Linked DNA regions of Homo sapiens: region 2 is linked to region 1. A link is an interaction called in ENCODE POLR2A ChIA-PET data of the cell type or tissue named here. Cell type or tissue: HCT116. All regions are shown on one strand. Each heading gives the region's core, and the rest is flanking DNA. Links, peaks and the distances in the headings are about the cores only. Region 1 has its middle 13 kb from the start of FAT1. Region 2 overlaps LOC102723906 (a long non-coding RNA gene).

Region 1 (5,402 bases), core at 132-5,131:
ATATTTTTAAGTTATGTACAAAATAAATACCAGCTACTAGAAACCCATTTCCCATCTCAGGACTAGAATATACCCCCTTCCTGCGTATCTCTCCTCATCCTTTTAAAAAACGATTATGGGGCTGGGCGCACACCTGTAATCCCAGCACTTTGGGAGGCCAAGTTGGGGGATCACCCGAGGTCGGGAGTTGGAGACCAGCCTGACTAACAAGGAGAAACCCTGTCTGTAATAAAAATACAAAAAAAAAAAAAAACTAGCTGGGCATGTTGGCGCATGCCTGTAATCCCAGCTACTGGGGAGGCTGAGGCAGGAGAATTGCTTGAATCTGGGAGGCAGAGGTTGCGGTGAGCCAAGATCATGCCGTTGCACTCCAGCCTGGGCAACAAGAGTGAAACTCTGTCTCAAAAAAAAAAAAAAAAAAAAAAAAAGCAAATATGCTATCTCTTCTGTATATTTCCCTAAGCAACATATTGTTTAGTTTTGCTGGTTTGGGCACATTTTCTGCAATTTGTATTTTCCACTCCCTCATAGTTCTAAGAATTATTCATATTGTTACATGTAACAACAGCACGTTCATTTTCCCTGTGTAAAGTTCATAATGGGAATATGGTATAAATTATTTATTCATTCTGTTGCTAGATACTTGAGTGTTTTCCAGTTTTTGTTATTATCAACAATGCTGCTGTGAATTTTCTTAAAGATATTTCCTGGTGTACACGTTTTAGAGTTTATCTTGGGTCTCCTAAAACTAGTAGTAGAATTGCTAAATTATAAGATACATGCATCTTTATGTTATATTACCATCTTTATAAGGTAATATCAAATTGTTTTCCAAAGTAATTGCACCAACTTCCAGTCCTACCAGTATTGTATGAGCTCCTGTTGACCCATGCCCTCACCACCTGTGATATGACATCTTGATTTTTTTGCCAGTATAGTTTTTGTAAGAGGATATTACATTTCTCTAATAGCTAGTGAAATTAATTATCTCAGCCAGTCATGGTGGCTCACACCTGTAGTCCCAGCACTTTGGGAGGCTGAGGCAGATGGGTTGCTTGAGCTGAGGAGTTTGAAACCAGCCTGGGCAACATAGTAAAAAGCCATCTCTACAAAAAATATTAGAATTAGCCAGGCGTGGTGGCATGCACGTATAGTCCCAGCTACTCAGAGGCTGAGGCGGAAGGATCACTCGACCCTGGGGAGCTGGAGGAGCTGCAAGTGAGTTGTGATTGGGCCGCTGCACTCCAGCCTGGGTGATAGGGCGAGACCCTGTCTTGAAAATAAATGATTTATTCTTAGACACTATATTAGTTTCTCAGGGCTGCCATAACAAATGACCACAAGCTGGGTGGCTTAATAATAACAAAAATTTATTCTCTCACAGTTCTGGAGGCTAGAAATCCAAAATCAAGGTGTTGGCGGGGCTGTGCTTCCTCTGAAGGCTCTCAGAAGAATCCTTGCTTGCATCTCCACCTCTTGCTGGCTCCAGACGCTCCTTGGCTTGTGACTGCATACCTCAGTCTCTGCCTCTGCCTGCAGGTGGCCTTCTCCTCCATGTGTCTCTCCCCGGGATGGCTCTTCTAAGGATGCTTGTCATTGGATTTAGGACCCACCCAAATAATCCAGGATGATCTCAAGATTCTTAATTACATCCGCAGAGACCCTGTTTCCACAAAAGGATTCACAGGTTCTGGGGATTAGGACATGTCCCTATGGTAGTCCCCACTCAACCCACTGCATGTACAATCCCTATTCATATTTCCTCTTCCTGAAATATAGGTTCATGATTTTTTTCCATTTTTCTATCTAATCTCTGCCTGTTTTTCTTTTCTTTTTTTTTTCTTTTTTTGAGATGAAATCTCTATCGCCCAGGAAGGAGTACAGTGGCACGATCTCGGCTCACTGCAATCTCTGCCTCCCAGGTTCAAGTGATTCTCCTGCCTCAACCTCCCCAGTAGCTGGGATTACAGGCACATGCCACCACGCCCAGCTAATTTTTGCATTTTTAGTAGAGACGGGGTTTCACCATGTCGTCCAGGCTGATCTCGAACTCCTGACCTCAGGTGGTCCGCAGTATTCATACAATAATATAGTATTGCTTGAATAATACAGTATTGTATGAATATTCTCCCAGTCTGTATATTTTCACATTTTAATAGAGGTTCTTAATTTTTATGTAATTGAATTTGTTAATCTTTTCTTTCATTTTAAAAACACTTTGTGTTTTACACAGTAAATCCTTCCATAGTCCCAAATACATTATTTTCTTATATTTTCTTCCAAATCATTTGACAATTGGCCTTACAGCTTTACATTTTAATTCATCAAGAAAATGTTTATGTTTATAGTGTGCAGTAAGGATGCAATTTTTCTTTTTTACGTGAGTGGAGATAACCGATGCCCCTCATCCCGCCCTGATGAATGTCTAGAGCAGCTGTGGTTACCTTGTAATAATGTGACTGCAAGCTTGAGAATAAAGGCATGACTTGACATGACTGAGGGATGGGATGCCGTCAACACTGAAGTGACCATTAGCTTTATTACAAAGCACAACTCAACATATATCATTGTATTCCCAGCACTTTGAGAGGCTGAGGCTGGCGGATCACCTGAGGTCAGGAGTTCAAGTCCAACCTGGCCAACATGGTGAAACCCCGTCTCTACTACAAATACAAAAATTAGCTGGGCATGGTGGTGGGTGCCTGTAATACCAGCTACTCAGGAGGCTGAGGCAGGAGAATTGCTTGAACCCAGGAAGTGAAGTTTGCAGTGAGCCAAGATCACAACACTGCACTCCAGCCTCCTGGGTGACAGAGCGACACTCCGTCTCAAAAAAAAAAAAAAAAAAAAAAAAAAAAAAAAAAAAAACCAACTAAAAAGAATAAGCAAATCTAGATCAACCTCCCTACTCTGATAACAGCATGAAATACGTGCTATCCTATAAGCTCTAATACAATTTTGCATACACTGAAGTCTATCTCTAGTCAAGTTTAGCTATAACCACCAGTAACTTAGTGCCATTCAAGCTGTATTTTGTGTTGCATATTTGCCAGATGACATCATTGAATAAATAGAGTGTGGCCAACAAGCCCTCAGGTTTGAAGTCGTTCTCATCCACCAGGTGGATGAATCAGCAGTGCCCGGTGTGGTTAAGGAAACTGGGCACAGTTGCATTGCATGCCTCTTCAATTAATCATGCAAATTAGCCAGTTGGGTGAGACAGTCCACTGAATCCATAATTTCATGTCTGATAAATTGAACATGTACATACAAAGAGAAATCTGAGGTCTCAGAAAACCCAGTTTTACAAAATGCATAGTTCTTTTTTAAACCAGGAAGGAAATAATTGTTCAATGGAACTCAATCCATCACTTCTGGGCCTCATAAATAACACAAGTCTTCCTTTAGAAAAGTCACAATGGGGGAAGAAAACAGGCCCACAAGCTGTATGTGCTGTATTCTCACTGACCAGATTTTGCAAGTCATTTGTTGGCTTAGAAAGTCTCTAGACCTGCTCTGTCCAAAATGGTAGGCGTTAGCCTCATATAACTGTTTAAATTTAAATGAATTAAAATTAAATAAAATTAAAACTTCAGTTCCTCACTTTGCACTAGCCACCTGTCAGGTACTCAGTAGTGCCACCCAGGGCAGCATAGATAGAACATTCCCATCATCACATAGAGTCTTTGGATAGAACTATTCTATACATTTTCTTCCAGTCTATGCACAGGGTTCTAACATTCGTGGTAGTCCTTAATGGTTTACCAAGTGTTTTCTCATCCTCATAACATTATTGGTAGAAAGCCAATAATATTTTATTAATAGCCAATAATAATTTATTCCAAATTTCTTTATCAATTGCTGAGTAGCAGATTCCCTCAAAACATAGCAATTTAAACAACAAACATTTGTTAACTCCCATCATTTCTGATGGTCAGGGGTCTGGGTGTGGTCGGCTGGGTGATGTGGCTCAGGGGCCCTCATGAGGGCACAAGTCAAGATGTCTGCTGGGGCTGCAGTCATCTGAAGGTACAGCTAGGGCTGGGGACCCACTTTCTAGCTCACTCATGTGGCTGTTAGAAGAAGCCTTCCATTCCTCATCACGTGGGCTTCTGGCTTTCCCCAGAGTGAATAACAGGAGAGACTATGAGAGCGAGAGCGAGAGAGAGCCAGGAGAGACCTCGGTGTCTTTTATAGTTGCTGAGGGTTGAATGTGTCCCCCAGAGCTCAGGTGTTGAAAACATGATCCCCAAGGTGGCCGTGTTGGGAGGTGGGGCCTAGGGAGAGGTATTTGGGCATGGCGGCATCACCCTCATGAACAGATTAAGGCTATTATGGAGGGAGTGGGTTCCTTATAAAAACACAAGTTCAATCTCCTCTTGTTCTTTCTCTTGCCTTCTCTCACCCTCTCACCTTCCACCATGGAATGCTGATAAAGAGAAGGCCCTTGCCAGGTGCTGGGCCCTCAGTCTTGGACTTCTCAGCTTCCAAGGGCGTGAGCCAAGCAATTTCTGTTCATTGTAAATTACCCAGTCTGTGCTATTCTATTACAGCAGCACAAAATGGACTAAGACAATAACCTAATCTCAGAAGTGACATCCTGTCCTTTCTGTATTATTCTATTACACAGACCCTGGTGGATAAGAGATGGGGGAGATGACACCAAAGTGTGAGGATCAGGAGTTAGGATCCCTGAGGCTCAGCTTAGCGTCTTCGCTAATCACATTTTAGCTAATCCCCCATTGCCACTTAAGAAGCCAAGTAATTTGCGAAGTTTACACACAGCCCGTAAATGTCAGCCGCAGAACGCTCACCTCAATCCTGACTTTTAGCTCCGTTTCTCTACAGTACTCCACCTTTACCCATCTAGATACCACCCCAACCCCCTTAAACAATTTGGCTTCTAAGAAATCGATGACACAGATGAATAATGTTAACCTGCAAATGTTACAGCTAAGGTTCAAAAGGTCTCAGAAGCTTGATTAATAACAAATGTCCCTCTCCTTTCACTGCTTTTTCAGGACAAAATAATCATAAGACAGTAGGAAAAAAACAGAAAGAGCCTGCTACTGACAAAGATTTTCTCCTGAGCCAAACTTCAGTCGGGCTCTTGCAAGCCCCCCAGGCTGTGACCTTGGTGTCTGTCCTTGTTGCACCTGCACTGACCACTTGCAGCAAGAGTCCTGTGAGTCACTTTAACCAGAACTCCTCTCACTCGTGATGTATCGTTGTAGTTGTTTTCCATCCACAGACCCTCCCCACTTTGCTCCCTGGCTGTAAATCCCCAGTTCTCCTACTTGTGTTTGGAGTTGAGCCCAGTCTCTCTCCCCACCGTAAGACCCCACTGCAGTGCCTTACAGCTGTCTCAGTAGCACTGAACACATAGCCTGCCTTTCCAGCTT
Region 2 (5,374 bases), core at 65-5,064, 140 kb before region 1:
TTAACTAACCAAGAAGAAATCATAAAATATCGTTATTTAGAGCTGAATTTTAGAAATTCTCTAAATAATTATTTTCAGATTATAGTCTTAGAAGTACAGAGTTTTGCAGAAGTATCGCAAGAGACATCAAGGGAGAAAAGGATGGACAAGACCAAGGCTCACGCCGTGCTACCACTCCCCCCTCACCCACACACACACATATACACACACACATATATACACACATGCACACATACACACACATATACAAACATACACACACATACACACATATATACACATACACACATGCACACATACACACACATATACAAACATACACACACATACACACATATATACACATACACACACACATATATACACATGTACACAAGCACACACATATACATATACACACATATACATACACACATATACACATACACACACATATACACACATATAAACATACATATATACACACACACTTATACACACATATATGCACACACATGCACACACACATATATACACATGTACACATGCACACACATATACATACATATACACATGTACACACGCACACACACATATATATATACACAAACATACACACATATACACATGCACACACACACACTCTTCCAAGAAAGCAACTCTTCTGTTACTAGGCTCCTGGCCTATAATATCTATATACATGGTTCCACTGCTGTAAACAATAGCAGGAAAGTTCAGACGCCATTGTCGTCATACTCCCCTCATTGTTCTGTCAAGATAAAAAAGGGCCAAATGAGTTAAGTGATTTAATCGAGGCATTGTTTTTTCTTGTCCCCGGTCAAGTGACTTCTCCACTCATCTTACTCTCTTCTTTTTTGTTTATAAAAAACTGTATGGCCTTTAAGGAGTTTTTTTTAATTTGTAATTATTTTAATTTTAACGTTTAAATATTTAATATATAATTATCACTGTAAATGAAGACAATTTTAGTTTTATGACATAACTGAAAACTCTGTCATTTTGTCACTTTACCTGAGCACCTAAAACTAGTAATATGAACTATGGTAAAAAAACAAAAACAGTACATATCCGAATGTTGGTCTCACCAAAATTACAATGTATTTCTCCAATTTTATATACAGATCAAAGAACTGTAAAATTCAGGACAAAGAAAAATGATATGCAAAAATAGCAGGGTTTTATCCTACTTTTCAAAAGAATTTTTCATGCTTCCTCAGCCATTCTGTTATCTGTATGCTCCTCAAGTCAGTCAATAAAATGTATTTGACAGTCCTGAAGAAGACTGAGTATTCAAAAAGTATTTAGAGTATGCCCAAGACTTAAGAAGGCTTTTTTGGAGCTATTAGGAATAGCACCAACAGGGTTAGAAATCCCACTATTATATCCAGAAGGATAGGTTTAGCTTATATAAATAAAGTTAAAACTTGGTTTTACCTCACAATTTAGTGCAAAATACTTGCAGTATGGAGCAGAGATGATTCTGAAGCTCCCCAAGGAGCTGATTAGGACCTCGGGGCTGTCATTTTAGCCAAGATTCTACTGTGACTTTAGACAAACTATTCTATTCTGCTTTCTTCATTCAGAGGACAATACTCACTGGCCTCATAAGATTTCTGTGAACAAAAACTATATAAATGATAGTATAAGTATTTATCAAATCAGATGCAAAGAGGCCTATTTACTATGAAATTTCATTCATGGCCACTATAATGACACATATATTCCTTGGTGGTTATGACCAAATAAATAAATAGACTGTTTAAGAAAAAAAAAAAAAAAGAACAAGAAAAAAGCATACAGATTCTACATTGGAGAATGAATTTTCCAGAAAAAGCAGTATGTATATACAGACAAGTATGTATATCTATAAATTTATTAACACATTTATACATACATACAAGCTTTATAAACCTTAATCAAGTCATTGGACCTTTTTCAGGCTCCTTTTTAAAAATGAAGTTTATAAAAATCACTCCATTGTTGTAAGGATTAAATGAAACTGGATTAGAAATTTTATACAATGCATTTGACTTGTGGTAAACACACTGCTTTCCTACCCATAACCAAAAATGTAATCTTATATGTTAGTAAAGTTTCAGATCTTACACAAGAGCTTTTTTTCTATGATTACAGTAAGCTTAGCTCCTATAGACATGGTGATATTTGGATACAAATCTTGACTTTAATGTAATTGTATTGCCAGCATGTGTTTTTCCTTAGCACACACTCATAAAAATGGATTGAATGAAAGTCAAGCATAACGATGTACTTGTAGCCAGATCTGCTTCAAGAAAACTGTGTTTGAACAAGCTTCAATTTTTAACACATATCTGTAATATCATGAATAAATGAATCAGATGGCATGAGGAATCTCCTATGAACCAAAGTTAAAGAGGGAATCACCACAGTTTATGATATTTTTAATATTATTATTATTACTATTGGCTTTTAAATAGCAAAGTCTTTCACCTAAAAATCTTTAACTCTTTGTGGTCAATTCCCTGTCTTAACTCCCCTCTAGGTATGGTCTCTCCCATGAGGCAGTGACTTCTTTCTTCCATTGCTAGATTTTGCCACTCTCATTTCTGTGTGTTTACATTATTTTGACACCAATAATCTACATTATTAAAGGCCATTAAATCATAACAGAGAACCTTTAGGGCTGTGTAGAATGGATACATTTAACTGGGAATAATAAAATCATTCATTTGATTTGAACAAATGTTTAAGGTTTAGAATCAATCTGTCATTAAAATCCTATAAGCAGACCACAGTGGAAAATGCTAGTTGAAGCAGGGCGGAAGAGCCTGAAGTCTTACTCGTATGTTCCCAGATCATCCACCTCCTTCACAATCAATATCATCCCCACCACCACCAAAGTTACCCCAAAGAGCTTATAGAGCACTGTTCTAAACCATAGAGCACTATAAGAATGTCCTCTCCATAATCTCTCTGGGAAAATAGGACGACTTATCCTATTGGCAATAAGGAGGATTCTCCATAAAAGATAATTTGTTGGCCGGGCGCGGTGGCTCACGCCTGTAATCCCAGCACTTTGGGAGGCCGAGGCGGGCGGATCACGAGGTCAGGAGATCGAGACCATCCTGGCTAAAACGGTGAAACCCCGTCTCTACTAAAAATACAAAAAATTAGCCGGGCGTAGTGGCGGGCGCCTGTAGTCCCAGCTACTTGGGAGGCTGAGGCAGGAGAATGGCGTGAACCCGGGAGGCGGAGCTTGCAGTGAGCCGAGATCCCGCCACTGCACTCCAGCCTGGGCGACAGAGCCAGACTCCGTCTCAAAAAAAAAAAAAAAAAAAAAAAAAAAAGATAATTTGTTGCTGGACTCACATGAAGTAAGAGAAACCTCCAGGAGCCTCCCAAGCCCCTCAAAGTGAAATGAAAGTGGAGCATTCCATGGTGGGTGAAGAAAAGGGCAGCAGTAATCCAAGGGCAGATGTCCATTCCATATCTGTGGCCAGCAGGCTGAGCCTTGGGCTTGAGGAAATGTAGGAAAGCTGAACACAAGACTGATGCAACTGTGGAATGCAGCAGGGGTCTAAATAATATTTAGCTGAGAAAAAAGAGAAAGAAAGAAGCCATACACATTGTACATTTTGAGAATTTATTTTCTAGAAAAGTCAGAATGTATCATGTCCACTGAATCTCAGCACAATTCCCTCTGGTATGCACAATTCTCTCCCGCCAAAAGCAATATCGATATAAGCTTCCAGGTTTCCCTGGATTAAAATCAACCAACGTTAAGTCTAAAATCAAAGATCAACAAACACACATGGGAAAATAAAACACATTGAAATCAACAGACATGGCAAATTTAGACTTTCAAATTCTTTGGGAATTGAATTTTTAAAGACATAATTTTCAAAAATTGTTTTAAATCACAACAATAAGCAAGATCAAAATTACTAGGGATATTGGTAAAATTATCCCAAAAGGAGTTTAGAAATAAAAAACAAGATGTCAAAAGCTTAACTGATAGATAGAAGAACAGATAGACATAGACATATTAAGATCAGTAGACTGTAGAGTGAAAAAACCTTAGAAATTAATAAGAATGCAAAAAAGTAGAAGATGTAAAAAAGATGTTAAGATACAGGAAGAATAGAATGAGAAAGTCTATACATACCTAATTGAATGAACTGAATCAAGGACTAGAAAGAATGAAAGAGATCAATATTTAAAGTAATTAGCAGAGAACTCTCTGATTCACAAAACACAGTGTTTGCCTATCAAAATGAGTAAAAAGGAAGCTAACACCTAGAGACTATGGAGCATTAAGAATTAAACAGATGAGCTTAAAAGCATAAGAGAGAAAATGCTGACTACCCACATAGGAATGGCAGTTAGATTTACAACTAACTTCTCATTAGGAAAAATTGAAAGCCAGAAGGCAAAGGTTTAAGATCATGAATATGCAAGGAGAAAAAAAAAATTCACTCTAGAATTGTGTACCCTAAAAATTTACATTTTAATAAGAAAGTAATTCTTCGTGATTCTATAAGTCTATGATAAAAAACAAACAACCCAATTTAAAATGAGCAAAAAATGTGAACAGGCAATTCAGAAAAAAGAATATAAAATGATCATGAAGAATACAAAAAGACAGGTGCAGTGGCTCATGTGGGTGCCTGTAATTCCAGCTACTTAGGAGGCTGAGGCAGGAGAATTGCTTGAACCTGGGAGGCAGAGGTTGCAGTGAGCTGAGATTGCACCACTGCACTCCAGCCTGGCTGACAGAGCAAGACCCCATTTCAAAAAAAAAAAAAAATCAAAAACAAAAGATGTTCAACAATTCTTAGTTATCAGGGGAATGCAAATTTGAAAATACACAAGGATTCCCCTATACCCCTATTAGAATGCCCAATCAGAAAAACAGACAATGACATGTGTTGGCAAGAATGGGAAGGCAACTTAAACTCTTACTTATTGCTGCTATAAATATAAATTAGTATAACCACTTTGAAGTACTATTTAGCAGTACTAGCTACTAAAACTAAACATATATATATATATATATACACACACACACATATATGTTTGTGTGTCTTTATACATATATATATAGAGAGAGAGACACACACACATGTTTATAAGAAGAACCAGCAATTCCACTCCCAAATGTATACCCAAATAGAATGAGGGCTGATGTCCTCTAAAACAGAAGTCCCCAACCTTTTTGGCATGAGGGACCAGTTTTATGAAAGACAATTTTTCCACAGACCAGGGTGGGGGGTGTGGTATCAGATGATTCAAACGCATTAACTTTATTGTTCACTTTATGTATATTATGATTACATTGTAATATATAATGACTATACAATTCATCATAATGTGGAATCATTGGGAGCCCTGAGTT

Evidence for each region. ChIA-PET counts read pairs that join two places held together with the same protein. Peaks named below come from ENCODE experiments on the same cell type or tissue, not always from the same donor. Only the 100,000 strongest peaks of a DNase experiment are listed, where the experiment ranks them.
Region 2: POLR2A ChIA-PET joins it to region 1 with 6 read pairs; 4 of 35 experiments call an interaction of 5 or more read pairs at or near these places.

What each region holds. Positions count from the first base shown.
Region 1 is chr4:186,733,744-186,739,145 of GRCh38, reverse strand. No RefSeq gene overlaps it. Among named protein-coding and RNA genes, the nearest start is that of FAT1, 13 kb to the right of the region's middle. In HCT116, for the core only: a CTCF peak has its summit at 1,521; DNase peaks (open chromatin) are centred at 1,523 and 3,125; H3K4me3 peaks cover 1,097 bases; H3K27ac peaks cover 3,225 bases.
Region 2 is chr4:186,872,508-186,877,881 of GRCh38, reverse strand. The region is part of intron 1 of LOC102723906 (a long non-coding RNA gene); the gene reads right to left. Among named protein-coding and RNA genes, the nearest start is that of FAT1, 150 kb to the right of the region's middle. In HCT116, for the core only: no CTCF peak of the experiment used is centred there; no DNase peak of the experiment used is centred there.